5 separate regions of the Mus musculus genome follow, and all the other regions are linked to region 5. Evidence: chromatin loops called from intact Hi-C (ENCODE). Cell type or tissue: heart. All regions are shown on one strand. Region 1 overlaps Zbtb20 (zinc finger and BTB domain containing 20). Region 2 overlaps Zbtb20 (zinc finger and BTB domain containing 20). Region 3 overlaps Zbtb20 (zinc finger and BTB domain containing 20). Region 4 overlaps 4932412D23Rik (RIKEN cDNA 4932412D23 gene). Region 5 overlaps Gap43 (growth associated protein 43).

Evidence for each region. Hi-C counts contacts between places; a loop is a spot of excess contacts. Peaks named below come from ENCODE experiments on the same cell type or tissue, not always from the same donor. Only the 100,000 strongest peaks of a DNase experiment are listed, where the experiment ranks them.
Region 1: a loop joins it to region 5, with 6 times the contacts of the local background. A loop is called at or near these places in 2 of 42 quality-filtered maps.
Region 2: it touches region 5 in a loop (4-fold over the local background); 23 of 42 quality-filtered maps call a loop at or near these places.
Region 3: a loop joins it to region 5, with 4 times the contacts of the local background. A loop is called at or near these places in 7 of 42 quality-filtered maps.
Region 4: it touches region 5 in a loop (15-fold over the local background); 30 of 42 quality-filtered maps call a loop at or near these places.

What each region holds. Positions count from the first base shown.
Region 1 is chr16:43,590,034-43,595,033 of GRCm38, forward strand. The region is part of intron 9 of Zbtb20 (zinc finger and BTB domain containing 20); the gene reads left to right. Among named protein-coding and RNA genes, the nearest start is that of Mir568, 48 kb to the right of the region's middle. In heart, a CTCF peak has its summit at 2,989; DNase peaks (open chromatin) are centred at 838, 1,248 and 2,258; H3K27ac peaks cover 718 bases.
Region 2 is chr16:42,912,092-42,917,091 of GRCm38, forward strand. All of the region lies in intron 1 of Zbtb20 (zinc finger and BTB domain containing 20), which reads left to right. Among named protein-coding and RNA genes, the nearest start is that of Gm19522, 2.5 kb to the left of the region's middle. In heart, a CTCF peak has its summit at 2,851 (motif pointing left); no DNase peak of the experiment used is centred here.
Region 3 is chr16:43,165,786-43,170,785 of GRCm38, forward strand. The region is part of intron 2 of Zbtb20 (zinc finger and BTB domain containing 20); the gene reads left to right. Among named protein-coding and RNA genes, the nearest start is that of Gm25873, 42 kb to the left of the region's middle. In heart, a CTCF peak has its summit at 2,882; no DNase peak of the experiment used is centred here.
Region 4 is chr16:42,779,843-42,784,842 of GRCm38, forward strand. The region is part of intron 1 of 4932412D23Rik (RIKEN cDNA 4932412D23 gene); the gene reads right to left. Among named protein-coding and RNA genes, the nearest start is that of 4932412D23Rik, 93 kb to the right of the region's middle. In heart, a CTCF peak has its summit at 2,781; no DNase peak of the experiment used is centred here; H3K27ac peaks cover 3,035 bases.
Region 5 is chr16:42,274,075-42,279,074 of GRCm38, forward strand. The region is part of intron 2 of Gap43 (growth associated protein 43); the gene reads right to left. Among named protein-coding and RNA genes, the nearest start is that of Mir6540, 27 kb to the right of the region's middle. In heart, no CTCF peak of the experiment used is centred here; a DNase peak (open chromatin) is centred at 2,557.

The sequences.
Region 1 (5,000 bases), 1.3 Mb after region 5:
CCAGTTCTTGTAACTCCTTATTTTAATAATTTATTATTTACTTATTCATACATTCATTTTTGTCATTCTGGGAAGCGGACCTGTTGCCCCACACTTGCTAGGCAGTTGCTGTGCCGCTGAATGGTCAGCCCCAGCTAAAATGTTGAATGCCTGTTTTATCCAGGCAAACTCTGCTGTTGTCCATTTCCTCATCTCTTGGATCCAGTAAAGTGCTTAGCCATAGTAGGTGTTCAGCCAGTGTTTGCAGAATGGATGACTGAAGGAGATAGGGCAGCTCAGGGAACTGTACTACTGAGCATATTGCAGGGTTATAATATTGAATTGAATTTTTCCACTCAGCAGACCTACATAACAAAGTGCATCCCAGATACCCTCAGGTTTGTATGCTGGGAAAACAGAGTGCTTTCTCTTGATCATAGACCGCTACATGTTTTGATTTTAATAGCAATATGGCAGGGTTAAGGTCAACTTTGTAATATAATCTGGTGCCTGTTTGTTCATAGATATGAAAATAGATGTTCTTCACAAGATGCTCAAACAGATGATTGGGTGAAAGCTCTAGAAAACCTTGCAATAACTAAAAGGAAAGATCTCCCACTTCTGCTTTCCATCACTGTCAAATGGGGTACAGTTTTGTGCAGCCCCAACCATTCTTTCTTGTCTCATCATCTTCCCAGGTCCAGTCTTTGTCTGGCGAAGGCAGCATATGACTGTTAGTATAGCAAGGAGATGGTTCTTGAGAAATCCAGCCCCCACACACAATGCTCCAGAGCTCCTCCCCTGGGAATGGCATGATTGGATCCGCAGCAGGCAGAGCTGGCCCAGGGAAATAAGAGCTTGGCATAGAATCTTAGGGCCCTCCTGCTGGAGGGGCCCTCAAGAGAGTTGCTTCACACCCACCCTCCTTCAACTGGCTGGACAGTAGAAAGATGTGTAAGAAAACAAATTCCTGGCTGAATGAATAGAGGATTAAGTGAACGAGAGATGAGTCCCCTGTTCCAGAAGTCTCTGCCATCCCACTTGAATAGAAAGGCTAACTTTGAAGCCACTCTGTTCTCCATGGCATGATTTTGTATATACTCAGCTTTGGAATATGGTTGCCATCTGCTGCCAGTACATAAGACTAAGGAAGTATTGGGGTGGGTAGGAGGAGGCTGGGAGGAAAGAAAGAGACACTTAAATGAGCTAATGATCTGCTTTGTGTTGGAGTCTAGGTTTCAGAACATCAGTTCCGTACTGTAAGAACAAAACACCAGTGTGTCTTAGGCCACACCAGGCGCCGGCACATCAGATAAGGCCCATGCTGTGTAGTGTTCAGCCACTGAGCCTCAAGAAGTTTTGAAAGTGAAATTAGAGGAGCAAACCAAGGAAGCCAAAGTGGGAAAGCTCTTAGGGTAAAATATGATCAGAAGGACTCTGCAGATATGTGTCTTCGAGGTTACAGTAGTTCAAACATGACTCTACTAATTAAAGACTTGGAAAATAGTCTCAATCCTAGGAACTTAAAGATCTTTAAACTAAAGTGGAGACTTCTCCATCTACTGCAAAGGCATTGTGAAGCTTTTGTACAGTCACAGGATGAGAGTGACCCAGCTATTGTGCATTGTTGTGCACTTAACTATTGATTAAGAGCCATAGATTGCTGTCCTGGCAGCAGGAGTGGGTGGTCTTTTACAAGCAAAAACCCTGGTAAGCAAAGCCAGCAAAGGCAAGACCATCTATCTCTGAAAAGCAGTGAATAGCTCAGAGAGCTTCCTCTTTCCCTGATATTATCTGTATAAATTACCAGTTATGGCACAGGATCATGTTGATAATTTATATACCAAAATGACATGCCAAAGAATAATAATTAAGCAGAGATGTACACTAGTGAAAAAATTATCCCAGCGAAGTTTACTTTTGAGAAAGATTAGCTAATTAGCCAAGTATGACATTTGAAGGCAAGTCCCCTTCTACTCTTAATAGTAGCTCTGTCTCCACTTTGAGGAGTTAGCAGGATTGTAGGGCAGAAATATTTTCTGGCGTGAAAAGGAAAGAATTCCTTCATTACTATAAGCAAAGTGAGGAGACAGGGAGAGTTGTGGAAAAGCAGAAAATCAGATCAGCACGCATAGAAAGTGGTTGCAAGAGCATGTCGACCTCAGAGCCCTAGAATGACCAAGCCAGGAAATATTTGTTGGCTGTACAAGCTTTGGCCTTGATTCGTATCTGCCATCAGAGCGAAGTCATCCACAGCTGTGATGCAACCACAGAATGTTATTAATGTCCTCAGCCCCTCTCATATGCAGTCTCTCATCCCAGGAGCCCAGTGTGCCTTAGGACTCTGCTTGGCTTCTCCCAAGACAACCCCATGGAGCATAAACATCTTCATTTATAGATGAAATAACTGGTCCACAAAGGCCCGACTCTGTTCTCTGGCTTCAAATGTGAAATGATTAATAGTCATGATGCTGACCCAGCACGTTGTGCTATTTTTTACATTATTTTGGGCTTCTCAGACAAAGGACATATTTTATCTTTCTCATTATTATTTTTAATTACTTTTCAGAAAAGTCAAGATAAAAAAAAGAAGAAGAATCTAACAAATATCCCATAGAGATATTTGGTATTTTCTCTCTCTCTTTTTGAGAATAAATTAAGATCTTCTCTGCTTCTCTATGCTGGATCTCTGCAGATAGTCACAGTCTCATGCCAGTTTTCAGAGGAATAAGGGCTCATTCTAATGGCTGCATCACAGTCCCTTCTGTGAAGAAACAGCCTTTTAAATTCCTGTCTGGACACTGAATAACTTGTTTTTGGTTTAAAAACTTTTAACAGTTTGACCTGAAAACTTTTAAACATTACTAATATACAACCTGGTTGTGAGTTTAGCAATAAATTTAGACCCAGTATGTGAAAAGCCAAAGAGAAGACTAGTGGCTTTTATTCTCCCTGGTGACCTGCACTAAATGTTGCATATTTACTTTGTAAATGAGGACACCCAGTGGCCAGCAAGTGAAAATATTCTAAACAATCCCCGACACTGTTAACATAAATATAAAGAGCTGTTGTCAGCACCCATTGATAGATAGCTTCTAGCATCTACTACCAAGCACTGGTTTCCCTGGGTCAGGCAAGAGTGGAGCCTGATAATTTTCTACCTCACTTTCCAGACTAGGTGTCTCTTTCCCTTTCATATAAACGTGGCTCGCCATCTTTGGCATCCACTGAATCGTCAGTGGCAGAAGGGCCTAGTAGAATATTTCTTAGGACAGATGAAGTCAGGAAGTTGAGAATAACTTAACAGAGATCAGAAATAATAAACAGATGAGTGTGGTTTAAAAGAAGTGAGGTAAGTTCATAAACCATAAGTTCATGGTGAAGACAGAGCCATGGTTATTAACTAATGAGAGAGTAAGGAAATTAAAAACAAAACCCAAGAGGAAGAACAGATGTGGGCCACCAGGGACTAGAAGGACCTCCTGGAACAACGGGTAGGCTCACCTCAGAGCAAATGAGCCCTGAGCTCCACTTATTCTCAGCAGTGTCTGTACAGTGTCTGTTATGGAGAAGTAACCAAAGAGAACACCTACCCCTTTGGGGGAATGTGTGGGACAGTGTCAGGGATCCAGTTAGCAACCTGTGTTCTTTCAGTTACAGTTAGAGTTGTACTTGTATTTGCAGTAGGTAAGGTAGAGCTGTCTTATGGCTGTAAGACAGGCACAAGGGAAAATGGGGAAGGCATTAACTTACTGTCATTATAAACTATCTAGTATGTGTGTAAAGTACAGCTATATTCTTAAACATTCAAATATGTGAACCATTTCCTTGTTTTTCTTAAGAAAATTAAACCTAAGACTCCTGGGTGACCAGTTTATATAGAAACCTAATGAAGTCTCAAGACTGTCTTCCCCTCCCCAGATTTGTACAAGACATGGGAAATCTAGGGAAGGGGTCACATCCTTGGTCCATAGTGAGCTTTGTAGTTGGCATTGCTTGACTCTCTGATCCTTTTGGCTTCTAGGAACTACTCCACTCTCTGTGGTTATAGATGCCCTCAACATGGAGCCTGAGTCCCTCGGATCACTCTTTCTCTCAGAACAGTTAGTGTCCCTTTATGTCTAGCCCCCCAAAATATGCAAAGACATTTTCCACAAAGGCTTATGTGCAAGTTGACTTGTTTCAGTTCTCTTTTGTTTTGTCTGTGAGAGCCTTTGCTGAGATAGGGTCTTACCACATACCTTGGACTGACAAGTCTCCCACCTCAGCCTCCAGGATGCTGTGACCACAGAAATGAGCCATCGCTTGCTTACCTTTAATATTTTAAAGGAAGATGATGATTTTTCTTCTCAGTAATATTACCTCAATCTGACTTCAAAGCATCAGACTCCCCCCTTCATATCCTAGAAAGAGTCCTAATTAGTTCCCTTTAGAAGACCAAATTGAGAATGAAAACCCTTCCTTGTAGGGATTAATAAACTCTGAAACCACAGCTCTTTTGGATGAGGGAGCCCATGTCCATATACAAACACTCAATGCTTCTGATCTACAGGAGGAGGAGAAATGGGACTCTCTTATAAACGCCTTCTCATTCTATAACAACAAACGAAAATTTAATAATTCTACTTATACCTCCAAACCAGTGGAAAGCAGGAAAAGGAAGAACTCAGCATAAACCCTAGTAATCATGTGAAGTGTCCCAGAGAAAGGAGAGTTGTAAATAAGTTTCAGGGAAGGTTTGTAAGGTTTGGTGAGTGGAAAAGCCCAGTGACTTGAGAACTTTTGTAAGATGAGCAGAAGGAGAGAATGTGGAGTGAGTGCAGTCGGGAGACCATGGCACAGTGGTACTTAGCTGGTCTAGCACGCCCTAGACTCCACCAACAGCAAGCTTCCATCCTAGCCCCCAAGTGAGTAATGAATACCATATAGGTGGAAATCTGCAAAATGACCAGGCTCTTGAATCAGTTCAAAGATTCTGTTTGAGAATACAATGAGAATCAAATTAAACCAACCTGACAGAC
Region 2 (5,000 bases), 640 kb after region 5:
TGAGACTCTAGGCAGTGTTTTGTAGTTCTGTTAAGCAATGCAGCTCTTACATAACCACTTTAATCCCGACAAACTTAGCAGCTTTTCTACATAGGAATGTCGAGAAGAAAGGAGCATGGACAGTAAACTGATCAGTTCCTATAGTTGGCAGATGGACCCATGCACAGTTTTCATGAATTCTGAGTGCTTTCCATCACAGCTGATTGAAAGGGTCGTGATTATCATATACTGTTTGCCTTGCTGCTATAAGAAGTAGCTTTGCTATTGAAGACATCTGTGTCTTCAGATAAGATGAATTTAATGCTCATATTTCACATTAAGCAGTTAAGAATCAAGAATTTATTTGAAAAGTTCTCAAATTAAACTACTAATGTAAGGAGTTATATTAAAAATATATTCATGTATAGTAGAGTTTGCAGTTAGAAGAATAAAATGATGCCCAATAAATTGAAAACCATACAAATGGGAATAATTATAAATTACATAGTGTTATTTTGCCCTTAAAGAAACTCAATGTGAACCTATCTTGAAACCATAAAATTTGTTATATAAATGTTAACAGCTAACATTTAGGAGCCTTTAGTTTTTCTCTTTCTATTAAATTGAGTTTCTGTTTTTAGTTTTCCTTTTAAAATATCATATGGATTTACAATCTAATTGTAATCTGTTGTTGTGAATTCATTTCATAGTTTGATCGTTCCAGCAAATGTAACTGACAAAGATTATAGGAGTGTTTTCTATTCGTATGGGTATGCCAACTTAGCCATTAGTAAAAATAATTAGCAGGATGCTTCTTCAGGTTATGTAACTGTTTTGGTTCTCATATGCACATGTGAAAACTGTATGACTGTCATTTAAAATAAAAACACCTTACGTAGACAGCCTTTTTTGTTGTTGTCTAAATAGAAGTCAGGCAAATGCTGTTGGGAGGGTTGCTTTACACTATTTCGTGGTGATTTATTTTCTTTTTAAAATACTGGACACATTAAACTCCTCTTAATTCAGTAAATACACCCCTGCTCTTTATATATTTATTCATTGTCCCTATGTTCTTGGTCATATATTCTTATCACTTGGGTTTCAAATAGGATTAAAAAGAAGTAAAATCCTTGTACCATTTTGTGGTTTCTTATATCAGCAATGATCTTTATTCCCTCATTTCATTGCTACAAGGAAAAGAAATAGATGTGCTTAAGAAGGAAATTGAAATAAGTAATACTGAGAATGGGAGGAGTTGGTGAAAGAAAAATACTTTGTGCCCAACTTAGGAAAAAGCTATTTGACCCATTCCTACAGCTTCCGTTTTCATCCTGCTAAAGCCAATAGATCTAACTACTCTGTTCATCCCGATTCAGATGCTAATGGTGCCACTTCTGCGAGGTTATAGCAGAGTCAAAGCGTCTCACACGAGTGGGACTCTCAGTATCAGGCCTCTTGCTGTCCTTGAATCCTTGGGGTTTGAGCTCTGAGCAGATAGATCTTCATATTTGTTCTGTAAGAAGTCTTCCTAACAAAGCAGTCACCAAAGCAGCACCGTAAGCGGAATTAACGTGGGTGAACTGATCTACCAAGTTTGTGTGTGTTTTCTCTTAAAACAAAGCCAAATAATTTTATATAAAACAGCAACCAAAATACCCTCTCAACTTTCCATCAGACAAAATGGATTCAGGTTTTGTTTTACATAAAAGCTTCCCGAATCCAGGTTGTAATAGCCCATTCTTCAGTGCATCCTGCCCATTTGGTGCTTGCTTTGCAAATGTTGAGTAGATCCAGATAATTCTTTCCTTTTAAGAAAAAATTATACTCTTACATTCTCAGCATACCCACCAATATGAAGATATAGATACTTCAGTACCTACACTCAATAGTTTTGTTCTATCAGTTGGCCATGAAACATATGAACAAAAGTTTAAAAACTATTTTTTTTTTTCTGGTATGTTGAGAAAAACCCTACAGTCTGCTACAAAGTTCTTCCTCTGGAATCAGGTGGTATTAATTAATGCAAGAAAGGGTTTTAAGTGGCTAAATCTGGAGGCCTTGTTTCTTTTGACTGTGATTTTTAAATAAGTCACAATCTCTGTTTTGCAGGATTTTTTTTTTCTTTGACAGTAAAACAGTAAAACTTATCTGATTCTATTTTTTAAGTCTTCAGCAGTGTGATTTTTGTTTTAGGTAGCTTTATTTGTAGCTCTCTCTGTTCATAGTTTCTGTTTATAAGCTAAAAGTGGATGGAGGAAGTTTGGGTTTGCAATGGTGGAAGAGTAGAAAGAGCTTCTGGTCTGAGAGAGCACAGCACTTTAACTTTGAGGTGGTGGGATCAGGGTTAAGTAAATATCACGATATATTATTGGTCATATTTAATGACTCAATAATTGCAATAAACCAAAAATTATTTTTTTGACAGACTGAAGGACTTAATTGCCTGCGGGTCGTCTGAGAAAAGACAGTTTTAAGTAAGTTTTAAGTGAGTGGAGTGCAGCCTAGCTTCCATGGCTCCTCTTTCCCACTGGCCACTAGATGGAGAGGTGGTCCGTGTCCACAGCTTATCCGTGGTACACCGCTCACTTCTGAGTTTCTACTGGCAAAGCTGAACTGGATGCCTTTGAACATTTTATGAACACAGACATGATATTTAGGCGATGCCATCAGAGAATACACTGTCTTCTATAAAATCATAATGTGATTTTCATGAAATTCAAAAAGATTTGTTTTTCCTTAGCCCCTGTAAGTCCTGGCAGACCTGGGAGGCCAGCATCACAACTCTGGTTTTAACTGCCACAATAGCCCCTCTTGCCTCTTTCAAATTTGTCCATTTAGAAAGGGCCTGGAATGAATGTCAGCACGACAGTGCCACCTTGTGTCCCTGTTGCTATGAGAGTAACTAATGCATGAGCCAGTGAAAAGGAAACAACTGGACATTCAGAAAAATATTTGCAATTTGTTCTAAGCCTTGGTTTTGCATTAATGTTACAAAAATACGTATGAAGTGTTTTAGTGTGTTCGAGAATTCTTAATTCTCAAGAAAATATTAGGATCTGTGTATTTCCCTCTCTCATACTAGTATTGAAAATTTTAAAATGCTGAGTTCAGGGAGGGATGTATTTAACTTAGAGTTAGAGATGGAGAAGACAAGAGATTTTCACCCAGTTCTTACCGCTTATAAAACTGAAACTAAGCACATCAGACACCAAGCTATTTCTTCTTTTGAATTCTGATGGGAACTTTTCTATGCATCCCTTGTAATACCACTTCTCACATTCACTTGTCATTGTTTCTGAGCATATAGGCTGTGTAAGCCCTGGGCTGGAGGATGAGACTTATGTATGACTGTCTGTCATTCTGGAACCTTCTATGGTACTCAGAATACTCACTCAAGTCACTTGAGGTTCACATGAATACTTATACTGGGCAGCTTATGACACATTTATTTATTTTGCACACACACATAATACACAACACACACACACACACACATATACACACTTACTTTATCCTTCTCTCTCCAAGATTTAAATGGTTTTCAAAGAATTTCTCTTGGAAGAACACCTTTTGACTTAGCTCCTTTTCAAACAATCCTCTCTAACTTTCTCTTTGATACTATACACACACACACACACACACACACATATATATACACATATATATATGTGTGTGTATATATATTATGTATATATGTATGTATATATATATGTATATATTTAGTTTTTCTTCTTTTTTTAATTAATTTATTTTTTTACACTCCATATTTTATTCCCCCCATCCACCCTCTAACTGTTCCACTTCCCACACCTCCTCCCCACCCACCTGTCTCCACGTGGATGTCCCCACCACCCCACCCCACCTGATCTCTAAACTTCCTGGGGCCTCCAGTCTCTTGAGGGTTAGGTGCATCATCTTTGAACGAACACAGACCGGGCAGTCCTCTACTGTATGTATGTTGGGGGCCTCATATCAGCTGGTGTATGCTGCCTGTTTGGTGGTCCAGTATCTGAGAGATCTCGGGGGTCCAGATTAATTGAGACTGCTGGTCCTCCTACAGGATCACCCTTTTCTTCACCTTCTTCCAGCCTTCTCTAATTCAACAATGGGTCAGCTGCTTCTGTCCATTGGTTGGGTGCAACTATCTACCTCTGACTCTTTCAGCTGCTTGTTGGGTCTTTTGGAGGGCAGTCATGATAGGTCCCTTTTTGTGAGTGCTCCTTATTAAAATGACATTTTCTGTTTGTGTGTGTGTTATGGTTGGCTGTGCAGTAGTCAATGCTCGGTTTCTAATTTCAGCTTCACAACAAAATTCTTGTGCTAATGTGAATGAGATACTTGGCCCTCCTACATCAGTGCATAAAAGAATTGGACTGATCCGGCTGATCTGAAGGGTGTCAACTCATGAGTTTTGGAAGGCCTGCTCTTGTGTTTACATTATTTTTGTACCTTTGACATCTCAGTTTTTGAATTACTACTATAGCTAAAAGTTAAATTACTCATTGTTGAAAATATTACCTGTTATCTCATGACTCAGAAGAGAAAGCTCTTCTTACAGGGTTACATTTAAAGTGGGCATGGGAATTATAAGAGAGAGGCACCGTAAGATTTTGCATTTTATTAAATATTTAGTTTGGTTGATTGGGCTACCACCATCTTTCTCTTTTAAGCTATAAAATAAGTAGAATATTTTTAAAGAGCAACTACTTGCCACCTACATATTATTTCATGCTATTTTAAACTTTATTCATAACTTGTTAAAGTCAGAGTTAAGGTTTAAGTTTCACATGTTTTTGTATGGAACTTATGCTTGAGTTTTAAGTCCACATATCACTGAAAACACAAATAAACTTAGGATTGGATAATTCACTTAACTTTTTAAGTTTGCCTTTATAATTTTTAAAAAGCAATAGTAGATGTTACCTTTCCTATAAACTCTTATAGAGTTATTGTGAGGATTAAACGAGTGAGTTCATGTCTGTAAAGCTTTCACGAGTAGTAAAAACAGTGTACAAATACTA
Region 3 (5,000 bases), 890 kb after region 5:
TCTGAGCTCCAATTCCTCACCTATAATTAGGGTAATTGTACTAATCTTTTAGGTTCCTGGTGAGGAGGAGCAAATAATAACAGTCTCCAAAATGCTTAGCACTGGGCCAGGCACACAGGAATACTAAACATTTTAAGACTAAAAATCATTAATTTTTCAAATATGGATTATAATGCTAATTACTTTCTTATATAAAAAAGAAAGCATGGCCTAGGAGGTAATAATAAGTAGGACTTTATATCTATCAATCCCTCACAGCTTTTGGATAAAGGACCTTGAACTCTGAATTGTGAATAGTGCTTATAAAGGAAGCTTTGTAAATCAACTTATTTAAAATGCAGTAGAACAGCTTATGATTTAAAAGCATCCTGTGGTGAATCCTTTTATAATGCGAATAATCACCCCCTAATTTACCTGTTCTGTAAGTTCAGAGTTTGGTTTAGTGTGTCTTCTTAAGCAGAGAATACACCTGCACTCTTGTTCCTCCAAGGTAAGCAGTACTTTCATGCTGGGAAGACTTTCAGAGAAATACAGGGTGCCTCTTGGATTTAAGATGGCAGAGGGCAGTAACTGCAGAGACACAGAAGGCCCCTGTTGTCAGGAAGAACATTAATTGTACTTTGTGATGCATACATTTTTAATGAGTGTTCATCCTCATAGGCCAGTAGACCTAGACTGTCATGGGGATCATTGAAGCCTAGGAGTGTTGCCCACATACAAGATCTAGTTACTAGAAAACAATTTGCCTTCTTTCTCTGAAATTTCAATGGAACTCAAAATGAAATTATGACATGCCATACAAATCCCTATGAAACGCCAAGCAGTATGGGAAGCTGTGCAGTAGAAAGAGCAGTGGTCTAGGAACTCAACCTCAGCTAAACAAGACCCACTGCATACTAACAGCACAGGGTACAGAGAGGTGTAACTTTTTCTGTGCATTTGTTTCCTGATTGTAAACTAATTGTGTGGGATTTACATTCCATATGTCACCTCTAACTAAAAATCTTTACTAATCTGATTCATAAATTCAGGTAAACTTTTCTGTTTCTTTCACTCTGGTTTAAAAAAAAAAAAAAAGATTAGAAGAAAAAAAATCACAGAAAAACACTTAAGAGTAGTTAAGAGGTTTTCATGTCCAAATCAACAATGCTTGTCACTCTGCCTCAGCTTGAGCCCTTTTTTTTGCAGATATGCAAATTTATAAAACATTTTATTTAACTGTGATATAGAGATGAATATCAAAGTGGGCAAACTCAAACCAAATGAGTCTTTTCTACCATTATCCAGCAAACATTGACCTGTGTTTGGAGAAACTTGCATGTATTTGAAATGAAATGACCTCTCCCACAAATTAATTATATCTAGGACTAAAATAATTACGTCTTTTCATTGATTCTTTTTATTTCACAGTATCCATGGGAATTTTGCCAATTCTTCATAGCATGGTTTAAGCTCATTCATACCTAACTTGAATGAAGTACACTTTAAATATATGTGTGCTCAATACCATGTATCAAATTCGTAAACATAAGCTACATGATGTGTCATAAAGCAGGGTCTTTAATAAGTCAATGACAACATTGTAAGAGCAGAGAGAAAAATTAAAAACTTTTGGAATTTTTCATACTTTTTCCAATCCATTGAAGATGCTGAGTGTGGAACTAAAATCCGTAGAGTACAGATGCATCTGATATCAAATGGAGAATTTAACATTTTAAACTGATTCATGCATTATAAATGGCTACTATATAACCTTGAAATTTTTTGTCAAAAATATTCAAGCAGATAGATTTTAAAGAGAAACTCATGAGCATAATTCAGGTAAGGGGTAATGAATCGTTAAGTTTAGCTAAATTGGAAGTTCTGGCAAATCTTTGTAATCCAAATCGTCTTCTGAGTTCCACTGCCAAACCTAAAGATGCTAAAGCTACCATATCTGACAGTGTGTGTGACAAGTTTTGCAGGTACCAGAATGACTGGAAGCAGAGCAGAGAATCCTTATTTCACAATGATAAAGTACTCATCTAGTCAGTTTAGGTCTTTAGAGAAATCATGATCTTGTACATGCCATTTCTACTTTTTAATGTGTAAAGATAAAACCATTTTGTCCTTCCTAATATAATAAATATAATAAATGTTAAAAATATGCAACATAGTAATAAACCATTTCTATTTTCTCAATACAGGTTGGGAAATTATATGCTCTATTGAAAGAAGGAATCATTAGAATGATAATATAAATATTAAAATTCAAAAATGCAAGACCATATCTATAGACAAATTCTAGCACAAGCAGTAGATTTTAAAATTTATTGTGATATATAAAAACCATAAAATTATTTTATATGTAAAGAAGAGTCAAGAAATATTGATGGGCTGGAGAGATGGCTCAGCCTTTAAAGGCTAGGCTCACAACCAAAAATATAAGGGTTTGGTTCCCAGCACCCACAGCTGTCTCTCCAGCCACCTTTTTTTGTTGGTGTTGGACACAGCATCCGCACACACAGACTACTAATATCATTTTTAAAAAAAACAGCTGTTAAAAATGTCATCGGTATGTAAAATGAATAAATAAGTAAATGAAAAAAAAGAAAAAGAAAGTAAAAAGGGATTTTGAGTATATGTTCAGTGTTACTGGAATGTCGACCTGGAGACCCCAAAGATCTTCTGAAATCTTATGTATACAACCCATAGAACAAGATGACTACAAGTGAAAGGTTTGGGTTTTTTTTACATCTTTATATCTGTATTGAAGTAGAAGATCTGGATTCCATAATGGAGTCCAATTTATGCTGAAGCAGACTATGTTCTCCAAGCAATACTTGATTTTATTTTTGAAGACTGGAGAACTCATAAAAGCCCAAGAGCACCCTCTAGTGAGACTTTTGTGATAGGCCTAGGGACTTCCTCTTGACCTTCACCATCCCTTTCTAATGACCTTTAATTTTCCAGTGTGTGCACCCTGGCTTCCTACTGTCTGGCCTTAGTGATCAGCAGATCCCAGCGAAGGCGGCAAGCTTGGAAAGTGTCTCCGAGTGAAAGGGCTAGGACCTGGGGTCCATCGTTCTCATGGCTTTGTTTTCACTCATAAAAGACCAGTCAATGGCCAACTAACTTTATTGTCTGTTAAAATGGTTTTCAGAACTAGTTAAGGGAACATAAGCAATAGAAGTCTGTAAATCATTTGTACTCTGAGATCTGCTATAATACAGCCAGGAGCATTTTTGTATTTCCAATATGAGGAATATGGCCAAGGTTATTAAGGTGATTTGGGGGGATGACGACCATGTGAGGAGTAGATAACAAAACTCTAGATTTGACCAGAGTATACCATATACATTTATTTAATGATTAAATTGAATTTTATAAATAATTGATGAGCATTGAAAAATAAATACTTCTAAAATGTAAAGAATGAGTAAATATAATTATATATGTACTCTTGTATTTTAGAAAGATGAATATAAAGAGACTGTCTTAACTGTGTTAGTTTGAGCTGTGAATATGTCATTCACTTAGATTAGTAACTGTTATATAACAATTGATACAAGGTTAATTATTACTTGAATTTATAAACAAGTTGACATAAAGTGCCACCGTTGGAAGGGAACTTAGAGATCTAGATCTTTCCACTTCAGACAAACAGAAGCAAAGCCCTGGTGTACCTAAATGTTAAGCAACTTGGCAAGATGGTTCAAGTGGATAATGGCAGTATTGGGCACAACAGAGACTCCTTGTGCTCATTTTAGTGTCCATATGCTACAATAGCCCCATTATTAAAGAGGCTGTAATGTGATCACATACGCTCATTCTCACTGATTTTGGACAATTCTTCATGCTTAGAGTGAAAGTGTGTGTCTTACTAGTCCCTCTCTTACTCTGTCTCCACTCTTGTATAAGGGAATAAGTTACTTTCTGGGTTGCTTCCAGACAGGAGATAAATCCATGGTTATGTAATGAGATCTCTTTATTCTAGAAACACTGTGCCACACTGTTTACTTGTGACTGACCCTTCAGTCAGATTAATATTCTAGAATTACTAGAAACTGTTCCTGTGAGACTCTGCTTCTGATTCATGTGTTCTGATAGTTTTATCTGTTAGTGTTCACAGAAGTATTATATAATCAAATTTTAAAAGTAATGGGGAAAGCTGTTGGCATTCATTAAATTCAGTGTCTGTGTTGAATGTTCTTATCTAATTTGGGAAGAAAACAAGGTATTCTTGGAATTATCCAACAGAAATCAGATCAATAACTCTTTTAAAAAGACTTTTAGGTATATGATCTGATTTCTTGAAAATAACCAAACTGTTTAGCATACTTATTTTACTTTAGTTTTAGGAAATAACCATTCTCTTTGTGTATTTGTGCTTTAAAATTACTGTACAAGAATTGGCATTTTGGCAAAATGTATCCCATAGTAGTTTAGCAGGAGTCTGTGCTCCAGTCAATTCTCAGTTCATTACCACAGTTTACATCTTGGCTTTAATAATTAAGACTTAGTTATAATAGTCTTAATAGCTATGCCTTTCACCATTGCTAATGTTTGGGAGATGAGATAACTATATGTGGTAAATCAAGGCACAATGTCTTAATTTCAATTGTAATAAAATATAGCTAATTTAGTGAACTTCATTTTCATTTCTTTGCCTGCTAAACAATTCCTCCAATGTAGTGGGATTTGTTTTGTTTGTTTAAGAATATAAAGTGAGTGATATTATACATATAATATCACTTCTAGTGCTAGAACTGATAATGGCTATCAAGGAGGCCACCCTCTTTGACTTTTAGATGAACAAACTGACACTATACAAGAAAAAGGTATTGGAAATGTGTGATTTTATAACTTGAATTTCAGCAATAGGTATATTGTTATTTTCCTAAATATAGTTGACTCTGGAGAAACAACTATTCAGTTTTACAGGTACTCTGACCCAAAAAACTAACCAACATTGTGTTTCTATGTCTAGACTATACACACTACATTAAGCCTGGTCACAT
Region 4 (5,000 bases), 510 kb after region 5:
TGGGGTGGAGGACAATTTCTGCTTCTAATGTAATTGGGAGAGAAATGAGGGATGGGTCCAAAAATAACTACAAGAGAGGAATCTATCCTCAGTGCCCTCCAATAATTCCTATCTGGCTATCTAGCATTACCCTCTCAAAAGTTAAGGCTCAGGAATCATTTAAGAGATGGGTTATACTGGGGAGTAGATGTAGCTATTTCCACTATTGAAATCCGGAGACCCAGCTCCAAAATTACTCACCAGAAGGGACTAGCGCCAATACTGGGGTTTGGCCTTACTCAGTAAAGCTTCCAGGCAGGAGTGATGCATTGCGGAGAAGAGAGAGATAACAAGAAACCAGAGATTCCTTCTGGCATTCCTGGCCTCTAGCCAGCATAAGAGGACAAATCTAGCTTCTGGCTGAGGACAAGAATGGAGATACTGCCTTCAGGGTCCCACTCCCTAAAATTCCCTATCTCCCATTCTTATCACTCTTGCAATGATCTACTGGTCTAAGTTTATTATGTTTCCTGAGAACCTAGGAAAACACATTGTAAATAACTAGGAAGAAAACTAATTCCACATATATCTTATAATATGCATAGGCCAAAGTTTTCCTCATTGTGAAATAAGGCAGTTAGATTAAATGACCTCCAAGACCTTGTCCAGGGAGGGTTGCCCAGCTGTACCAGCTCGCCTGATATTGTCCTCATTTTACAACCACAGTGTTTACATCCTGGAGAGATTTTTCAGACCTTACCATCCCAAGATAGGATGGTTTATATTAAATTTCAAATTCTGGGACAAATGGCTGAAGTGCCTATTTAACATATCAAAGCAAATGTGGCATCCATGTTCTCCCAGCGTTCTTCAGCCCCTACCTGCTACAAGTTCTTCCTCGTTTGCATCTCTGCCCCCTACCCTGAACTCTCTAGCCCAGGGGGCTGGATTGCTCCCCCCTATATGATCCAGCCATTTTGGTTACCCACACTTTTTGTATCTTTGCCCTATAGGTTGCTGCAACTGGTTCCCTCTCTCTCCTCTCCCTTCTCCTCCCTCCCATACTCCGATGGCTCAGGGTCATGTCCACTCGGGATTCTCCCAGATGTCTCTGAGTCTGGCTAAGCTCCCCCTTTCATCTACAATGACATCCCTCCTCCCCCATATCGAGGAGCAGTTCTGTCTTTTCCTTTTTATTTCTTTTTTTTTTTTTTTTTTCTAAAAAGGAAAGTCTAAAGCATCACTTGATGAACACATTTGAAATCACTGTTTGGTTTAAGTAGAAGTGGTTTCCAAACCCTGATGCTTAATTTCAAAAGAAATGAAAATATTTTTTGTCTTATTTCTCAAATGAGCTTGAAATTTTATATATTGTAGCGTTTACGTGACTAGTGCTGAAAGAGTTAAAAGTCGGAGGTTTTTTTTTTATCGCCCTCTGTGAAGTCCCTGGATAGGATCTACTTCTGACCTCAGCTGTGGCATGTGACAAGTGCTTTGTAGCTTCACATCACAGCTGCATGAGGTCACTGGCAATCCTTTCAGGAGCTGATCCCGCAGCCTCATTTCCTTGACAGAGTAAAGCATTTTACTAGATCTAAGATTAGGCGTATTTGTAACTGGTACGCAAATTATCAGTTATTATTTGGTATTCACGTTACTGCCATGGTTTCTGTGATTCATCCAATGCAGTCTGTGTAAAAAGCAATGACCTCATTCTTTGCTGGATCTAAAATCAGTCATGGTCACTAAAGCCCCTTGTTCTACACAAAAGAAAGAAATCAGATGACCTTTGCTCTGACCCTTGACTTGATATTTACAAAAGCTAATTATGGGGAGGGCCAACTCTCTTTTATCATTCAAGGACATTTGGCTAAGGTCTACTCCTTAAATAAAAAACAAAATGTCATTCAGAGGGCTATTTAAGGCTGTATACAGTATAAGGAAATCTACTCTGATGTTAATTTGGCGTTTTTGGCCATCAACATTGATTTTCTCAAAGTCAATCACGTAAAACATGGGAGGGGTTATATGTCTCTCATTAAAATCAAAGTGGCTCACTAACAAAAGGGAGTTGGTTATCTGGAGGTCTGGCAGTTGGAGGTCAGAGAGACACGTGGTCTGATAGCTTCAGCTAAACCTCTCTCAGTTTTCACTACCACGCCCCTGCCCCTGCTTCTGCTGGAAAAGAACTACCAGGCACTATGCATTGCTTTAACTCTAAGGGCTCTAAGGGTTACTTGGTTGATAAGGAGACCACCCCTAAAACAGAAGGCAGCCACTAATCCCCAGTGGGATTATTTAGTTACCTTTATTATAATAACAATGCTTACAAATACAGGTTTAAGGTAAACAAACATTCAGAAGAAAGAAAAAGAAAGAAAGCATCAGATAGTTAGAACAATGGGAGACACACAGTCCTTTTTTTCCCGGGGCTTCCCCTTGGCTGGCCTTTTCTTTGGGGAAAAGTAGAAGTCTGAATTCTTTTGTTCATTTCAGCCACCGCCCTTTTGCAATCTGAGTCTGAGCAAGGCTGCCACGCCCAGGAAAGGGACAAAGGCAGAGAAAGGGGATCTCTGGGCACTGACACAGCTCCACTTACTTAAACAGGACTCATTTGTTGGTCTCAGTAACATAGCTGTACACATCAGTTACCATCTCTATAAACAAACAATTAAAACAGGGGCATAAAATATATGCATGCTCTGAAATTCTATCTGATTAAAGTATTCTTTTCCTAGAAAGACAGGCAGCCAGAGTTCTACTCGTTTCAGAAAAAGGATGAATGCTGCCCCCTCTTGACTAAGTGCTGGATACGCTGAACAGCCATAAACTCTAATGGCTAGCCAGTGGGAATAAAGATCCTACTTTTGTACAGAGAATTTTAATGAAATCTTAGAAGCTGGAAGGTTAGAGGAAGCTCAAAGTTTATCTCAATGGGACTTTTATAGGTTTCTGGGAGATGGGTCATGCTTTATCGATGCGCCTGCATCTTCTCAGCTGTTTCTGTTTTGTAGATTCTTAATTTTGCCTGGAATAATCATTTGAGTTTAGTGCTCTGTTTCCCCGATAAGACTGATAGACTCCTTGAGAATATGAGCCACTGCCACCCCTCCTCCTCCTCCTCCTCCTCCTCCTCCTCCTCCTTTACTTGCCTTCATAACTATCAGAATACCTTCAAAGATTCATGCATAGTGGGTATTCAACAATACATAAGCAATCTCTAGCTGGCGTCACTATAGTTTATGGCTATGAACAATTGGTTCTCTCTGAACTCATAAATTCAGCTTGGGTTTCAAGTCAAGAAATTTTGTTTTGTTTTGTTTTATGTTTTGTTTTGTTTTTGTTTTTTGTTTTGGTTCTCGAGACAGGGTTTCTCTGTGTAGCCTTGGCTGTCCTGGAACTCACTTTGTAGACCAGGCTGGGATTAATGAGATGAGATTAACTCAGAAATCTGCCTGCCGCTGCCTCCCAAGTGCTGGGATTAAAGGCGTGAGCCAATGTCAAGAAATTCAAATAAGTGCTGTCATTCCTTAATCTTAGAATCATTTAAACTTGGAAGCATACTCGGTTTGCTTATAGGCACCAAGCACTAAAATACATGTTATAGACAAAAAAATACTTTTAAAAATAAAAATTAGGCCAGGCGTGGTGGCGCACGCCTTTAATCCCAGCACTCAGGAGGCAGAGGCAGGCGGATTTCTGAGTTCGAGGCCAGCCTGGTCTACAAAGTGAGCTCCAGGACAGCCAGGGCTATACAGAGAAACCCTGTCTTGAAAAACCAAAATAAATAAATAAAATAAATAAATAAATAAATAAATAAATAAAAATTAAAAAGTACAGGAAAAAAAAACCCTAGTCATGTTACACACAGGTGTAATGTTGAATGTAAGAAAACTGACTTAAGACAAAAAACAAACCACACACACACACACACACACACACACACACACACACACACACACCTGCATGCTGCATGCTCCCTTGCTCTAGAGCCTCCAAACAGTGAAGTAACACACACACAGTGCTAGGAGCCTCTTTGGAAGAGCACTGGCTAGAAGGGAGCACACAAATTGCTTCTAGAATGTTACTAACATTTTTGATATTATTACTATTGAATCAGAGGCACAGCCGCATCCACTATGAGGCATCTCATTAAGCTCTATGCTTATGATATGTGCACTTGTGTACATTATGCTTCATTAAAAACACTTACATGATATTTTTCTCAGACCCCAAGAAACAGATTTGCATATTAGCTAAGACACATTCTCTCCATTGTAGGTACCTCTGCTTTAATTAATGAAGCTAATCAAACTCTCTTAGCTATCGATCAGACAGCAAGACATCTTCAATATGTGGAAATTTTCTAGCAGGATATCTGTACATCGGTTTCCAGTTTCTATGGCAACTACCAGGCAACTACTCTCCTTGAAAAAGAACATGTTCTTCTTCCTGCCCCTCTCAGGCCGCTGATATATTAACACTCAAACAATAAAGTTATTTCATGCATGCAAGCCTGCTTTGTGGAGTAAGGTGGGTACTTTCACAGTAAAATTCCAATTTTTAGATCTTCATCTGCAAAAATGGCCACATGTCCACGAATTTGAGACAGCCCAACAGGAGGTATATGGGAGAGTTTGGATGAGAAAAGGGAAGGGGGAAATGATGCAATTATCTTATAATCTCCATAAATAAAAGACATACTGTTTTTTTGAAAGGTTTTGTGAGGAGAATTTATTACATTAAAATGTGAAGCAAACAAGGCCTGGCAAACTGATCCCAAGAAATTTCAATTACTGGGGAAATGTCTTTGCTGATCCAAGTCAGGAGACCCATGTCCTAGGCAGTCTTTAAGGTGAAACTTGAAGTATGCTACCTAATTTCTTTTTGCCTTAGTTACTCCAACTGTGAAATGATCCTATGACTTTGAAGTCACAAAGGCTCGAATTTAGAAGTGAGTAATGACTGGAAGAACAATGTGAAGCTCTGCAGGCGACTGAGCTTCAATTTGTCCCTGCCAC
Region 5 (5,000 bases):
TCTGAATCTGGAACCTGTCACTTCCTAAATGTGGCGCCTTCATCACCTCATGTAACCTTTCTACACCTCAGCCTCCTCAGCTACAAACACCCCCTGGTAGGGTTGTTTGGTGTGTGAGGCACATAGATGGCTAAGCAGTAAATGCACCTATCACTTTATCCTGGAAAAGATGACTCGGTTATCAAATTCTATTCCAAGTCCTAGAGTCCAAATTCACAAATAGTATTATTTGAGCAATTTTGTGAGGATCCAGCCAAGGCTGGTCTGGTCTCGTAGCACATTGTGACAGCCGCAGATTGAGTCCCTGCAAAGGCGGGCCACGTTCCATTCTTCTGCTTAATGTAATACTCAGGTGTTTCAAAGCAGTCTCATGATTCTGAATAGTTAATGACTCCCTCAAACTTCTTTATTTTTGGAGGACCCCAAAAGATTTCTTTTGTGATTACGCTGAATTTCGGTGGTGGTGTGTGAAAAGGACTATTGAAAATGTTAAGGCAGACATTTCTGTGCTACAAAGCCAGATGATCTTACATTCTGTCAAACGGAAGTCTTTATCAACTAATACTTCAGCATTACACTAAAAACTGATATCTGTATAATGCTCCTGACACATTTTATGACTGCAATTACTCTATTTCTAATGTTGCATATGTTTTATTATATCTAAACCTCCCCCAATTGGAAATCCAATAATAACATAGATAGCAATTATTAATCAAACATTAGGGTAACCATTTCCTTAATCACATTAGACTATAGAGCTCAGTTGGTCCCTTTTATTCTAATCTGACTTTATTTTATAGGAAAATAAAAGTATTAATGTGAGGGTTATAGAGAGGAGAGAGACTGAGACTCTGATCCATCCACACACATGAAGTTTTGTTGCTCCCTTCTGTATCTATAAAAGTAAATAATAGCCTAAGCACAGAGTGACTGTGGCTTCAGGAAGTTACTACATATACAGAATTTAGCAATTACTCTAGAACAAAAGCATAAATAATCTATAGTTTTCATCAGTGTTATATTTGCTTGCTCCTTTTAAAAACTGGTTTTCTGGTGTTTTTGTTTGCTTTGTTTTTATTTGTTTGTTTGTTTTGTTTTGAAACTGGATTTCTGGGTAGTCCTGGCTGTCTTGGGACTCTCCCTGTAGACCAGGCTGGCTTTGAACTCAGAGTTCCACTCACCTCTATTTCTGGAGTGCTAAGATTAACGGTATTCTCTACTAAGTCCTTTGCTCTTCCAATGACTTTTCGTAAGGACCTAATAGATGATTGTCAGACCAAGGACTGACAAATTCGAAGTGATCAGATACGAATTAGGTTGTTTTCACATTTTAATTAAGACTTGGGATAGATAGCATTGGGAACAGAGTCACAATTGTTATTGTGAAGAATCCTCAATAAATTATGGGACTTCAATAGACAAATGGAGCAAGTACTATATTCTTGTAGATTTACTACAGGAGGATGACGGTTGGTATGTAGCTGAAAGGGCAGTCTACACCCTCCGCCCTCAGCTGCCTGCCACATCAGTACAGCCCCAGGAGGCTTCAGAAGATGTGCTCAGGTCTCTTGAGTGGCTGCATCTCCCCCCACCCCCCAGAAGCGACAGGGGACAAATGGCTGCTGGCTCGCTACACAGTTCCACTTCACTCTGCTCCCACCCTCTTGCCAGCCCACCAGGCACGTGCCAACAATGAGCTGCCTGCTTCACTGGGATCCTCGGCTCCATTAATAAGCCCTGGAAGGCTGATAATTGGAGATTTGCGGAGCCTGCCGTCTTTCAATGAGGCGGGTTGTTATGGAAACCGCAGGCAGAGCATCATGTACATATTATTGATCCTTTAAAATAATAATAAAAAAGGACCATTAGAATGTAATGTCCCTTTTTCTTACCTCACTTGGCTCCCATCGTTTTCTTTGAGAAGTTTGTCATCAATTTGCACACGTGACAATTCACAGCTCATCTCTCTCTTTATCTCTTAGCACCCGCCCCACCCCTTTCTTAATTACAGAGAATCTTTCACCTCTAGCAGGAGAAAAAAAGTCAGCTGAGCAGAAAACCAAAGGAACACCAAAGAGAACACTCTCAATCTAATTTAACACCAAGGCATTAACTCGATAATTTGAGACAAGAGAAATCAGTCATGAGTATCAATGCACATTTCCTCGCCATTAAAAATAATAATAATAAATCGAACAGAGCTTAGAAATGACTTCGGAGCCCCACCCTAGTTTATTCTGGTGGCAAGATGTTCACCACCCACGATGAAGCACACACGGTGCTCTGGAAAGGAGCCCCCAGCGCTCAAGCCAAGGAAAAAGCCGGACTATTTTTCTGAACTACTTTTAAAATTTAGCTTTACACTCTTGCAGAAAAAAATCCAATTACTCCTTTTACTTAAGGAATACAGACATAATGCCGAAGTGTACCTGACTGGGAGGCCTGTGATCAGCATTAAATGAATGTGCCTGAAGGCTGCTTTGGACTTCAGTGTCACCCAAATTCCTTGCGTTGAAAAGGCCTGGGCGCCATTGTTTCTTGGTGAACTTCCCATTTTTCCCCAGCAGAGGGCAACAGAGTAATACTGTTCCCGACCTTGAGGTCTGCGGACCAGCCACGAATCCAAAGCAAAGCACACAATTGGTTCAGGAACGATTTGCTGTGGCAAGGTCCTACTTTGAAGCCTTTCTGAAGTTAATTGTATTTTTAAGTCCTTTTAAAGGTAACCAAAATCTAAGTCTAGAAATATTGTTTACCAAAGTCATGAAGTCATGGGAGTGGATGAACTAAAATTAATGTTACATTGTGAAATGGATTTCGAGAGCAGGTAATGCTTTGCAGTGGCCTTATCTCTATAGGATAAGGTCTTATCTTATATCTAAGACCTTTGAATCCATAAAATACTATGACATCAGTTGTCATACTATTTTAATGTAGCAAAAGCATCTGCCATTGTTTAGTTTAAAGCCCCAATCACTTCAGGTCTGAACATTTTAAGGTCTAACACAGTCACCTTCCCCTCCCTGGTGCTATAGCAATGTTGCCTAATTAAGTTCACTTCCTTCATTCAGATACCTGCCACCCTGGTGACATCTGAACTTACTCTCTGCAATTAGACTGTGTTTCCAGTCAAACACATACTTTCACATAGCTCTGGGGCCAGGAGTTCGTTTTGTTTGCTTGTTGTTTGCTTGCTTGCTCCTTTTTAAAGGCCTTACATTGCTTCCAGATTGTACACTGAACAACAGCATTTTTCTTTTTACTTTTATATACCAGTATTCTTTACAACGCCTAGAGCTCTTGCGTAAGTCACACCTGCTAGCAAAGGAAAGTTATCTGTATGACAATGAAACGAGCTCCTTGGGTTACCTTGTCTCCTCCACGATGAGCCTAACTCATTATGTGACTGTTCAAGGTGATCCTACAAGACACGTCACTTTTCATTAGAATACACACACGCACAGCCCGTCCTGGGGATTGTTCGAGTACAGTGGGCTGAACAGTTTTGAAAACTGGTCCCAGCTGAATAGCTGATGAAAGACCAAACTCTCATCCATATTGACACACAGTAAAACATGTTACAGACCATTCCAGGAGATGAAAGGACTCTGTGAGACCCGCTATGCCTCGGTCAAAGTGACATCTAAGTTTCCTAAGAAGATTGAAATCTAAGTTGAAATCATTATACTTGTACTTACCTAGAAAGAGCATATTACCCATTTCTCTCAAGAGTTTCCAACTCTGTCTATCAAATCCCTAGATTGCAGTTTCTGAGGGACCAATTACAGGCAGCCTAAATTAATCCTACCCTCACTACCTGGTGGCCTTGGCTAACTTCCAGGCTCAATCATCACTGATAATGTAAGTACTTGGTAATGTTGCTGAGCTCCAAAGTAGGCCAAGTAGAATAGCCTCCGACTCTCAGGAGACTCGGTATATCATTATGTGTCTCTCTCTAGCTGACCACAATAAATTAAGTCATATTTGTACATTAATTTCCTCTTTAAAGTCAGGGGGTTGGTACCAAGGTACAAAATAATGTTTTCCAATAATTTCAGATTTTAAAAAAAAATTTTAAAAATTGGTCAGTTTCTATTAAACACTTGCTATATGTTCAAGGAAATACATTGTAGGAACTTTATATGCAAACCATTTAATGCCAATTGGGTTCGTCTCTGAGATCATTTCATAATGATGAAACCCATACTGAGCTATTGACAGAGCTCCTTAGGGACCATGTCTGTGCTTCAAATTCAATTCCAAGACCTGTACTCTCCCTCCTGTGTCACAGTCGAAGAGGACACTTACCTAACTCAACAGCTGCTGCAGTGCTCTGTCTACTGATGCAACAGCTAGTTATTCATAGCATACTTTCTTCTGTAAGATGAGTCCTTTGCATCATTTAAAATGCATCACTTTGTAAATATCTTGTGGTAGTCTGGGATTGGATGTATCATTAAAGGTACCCAGCAAGAAGTTTTAGAATAGCTTAGAGTTGAATCCAGGCCTGCCAAGTCCTACCTAAGGTAGGATATTTAATGAGGTATCCTAGGTAAATTTGTTTCTAAAACTTTACTTGGAATCTCCAATGTGTTAAGTTTGGAAATAGCTTAAGTTTAAAGTCAGGGGATATTAAAGCTCACCTCTTCTTTTCTCTTACTGCCTGGAATCAAGTAGTTGTTCACTTTTAGTTGAAGTAGGGTTGCCTGAAATCTGATGCTAAAGAATTAAGACAGTGGATGGGTGGGTGGGGGAGCACCATCATAGAAGTAGGGGGAACGGGGTGGGATAGTGGGGTTTTGGAGGGGAAACTAGGAAGGGGGACAACATTTGAAATGTAAATAAATAGAATAACCAATAAAAAAATTTTAAAAAGAATTTAAGAGAGAGAGAGAGAGAGGATATTCAGAAATAGGTCATGGAAAAGAAACAGATGATTTTAACACTTAAAGGAGGAATCGGCTATAAGTGTTATAGATACTTTAGCTAAAAAAATA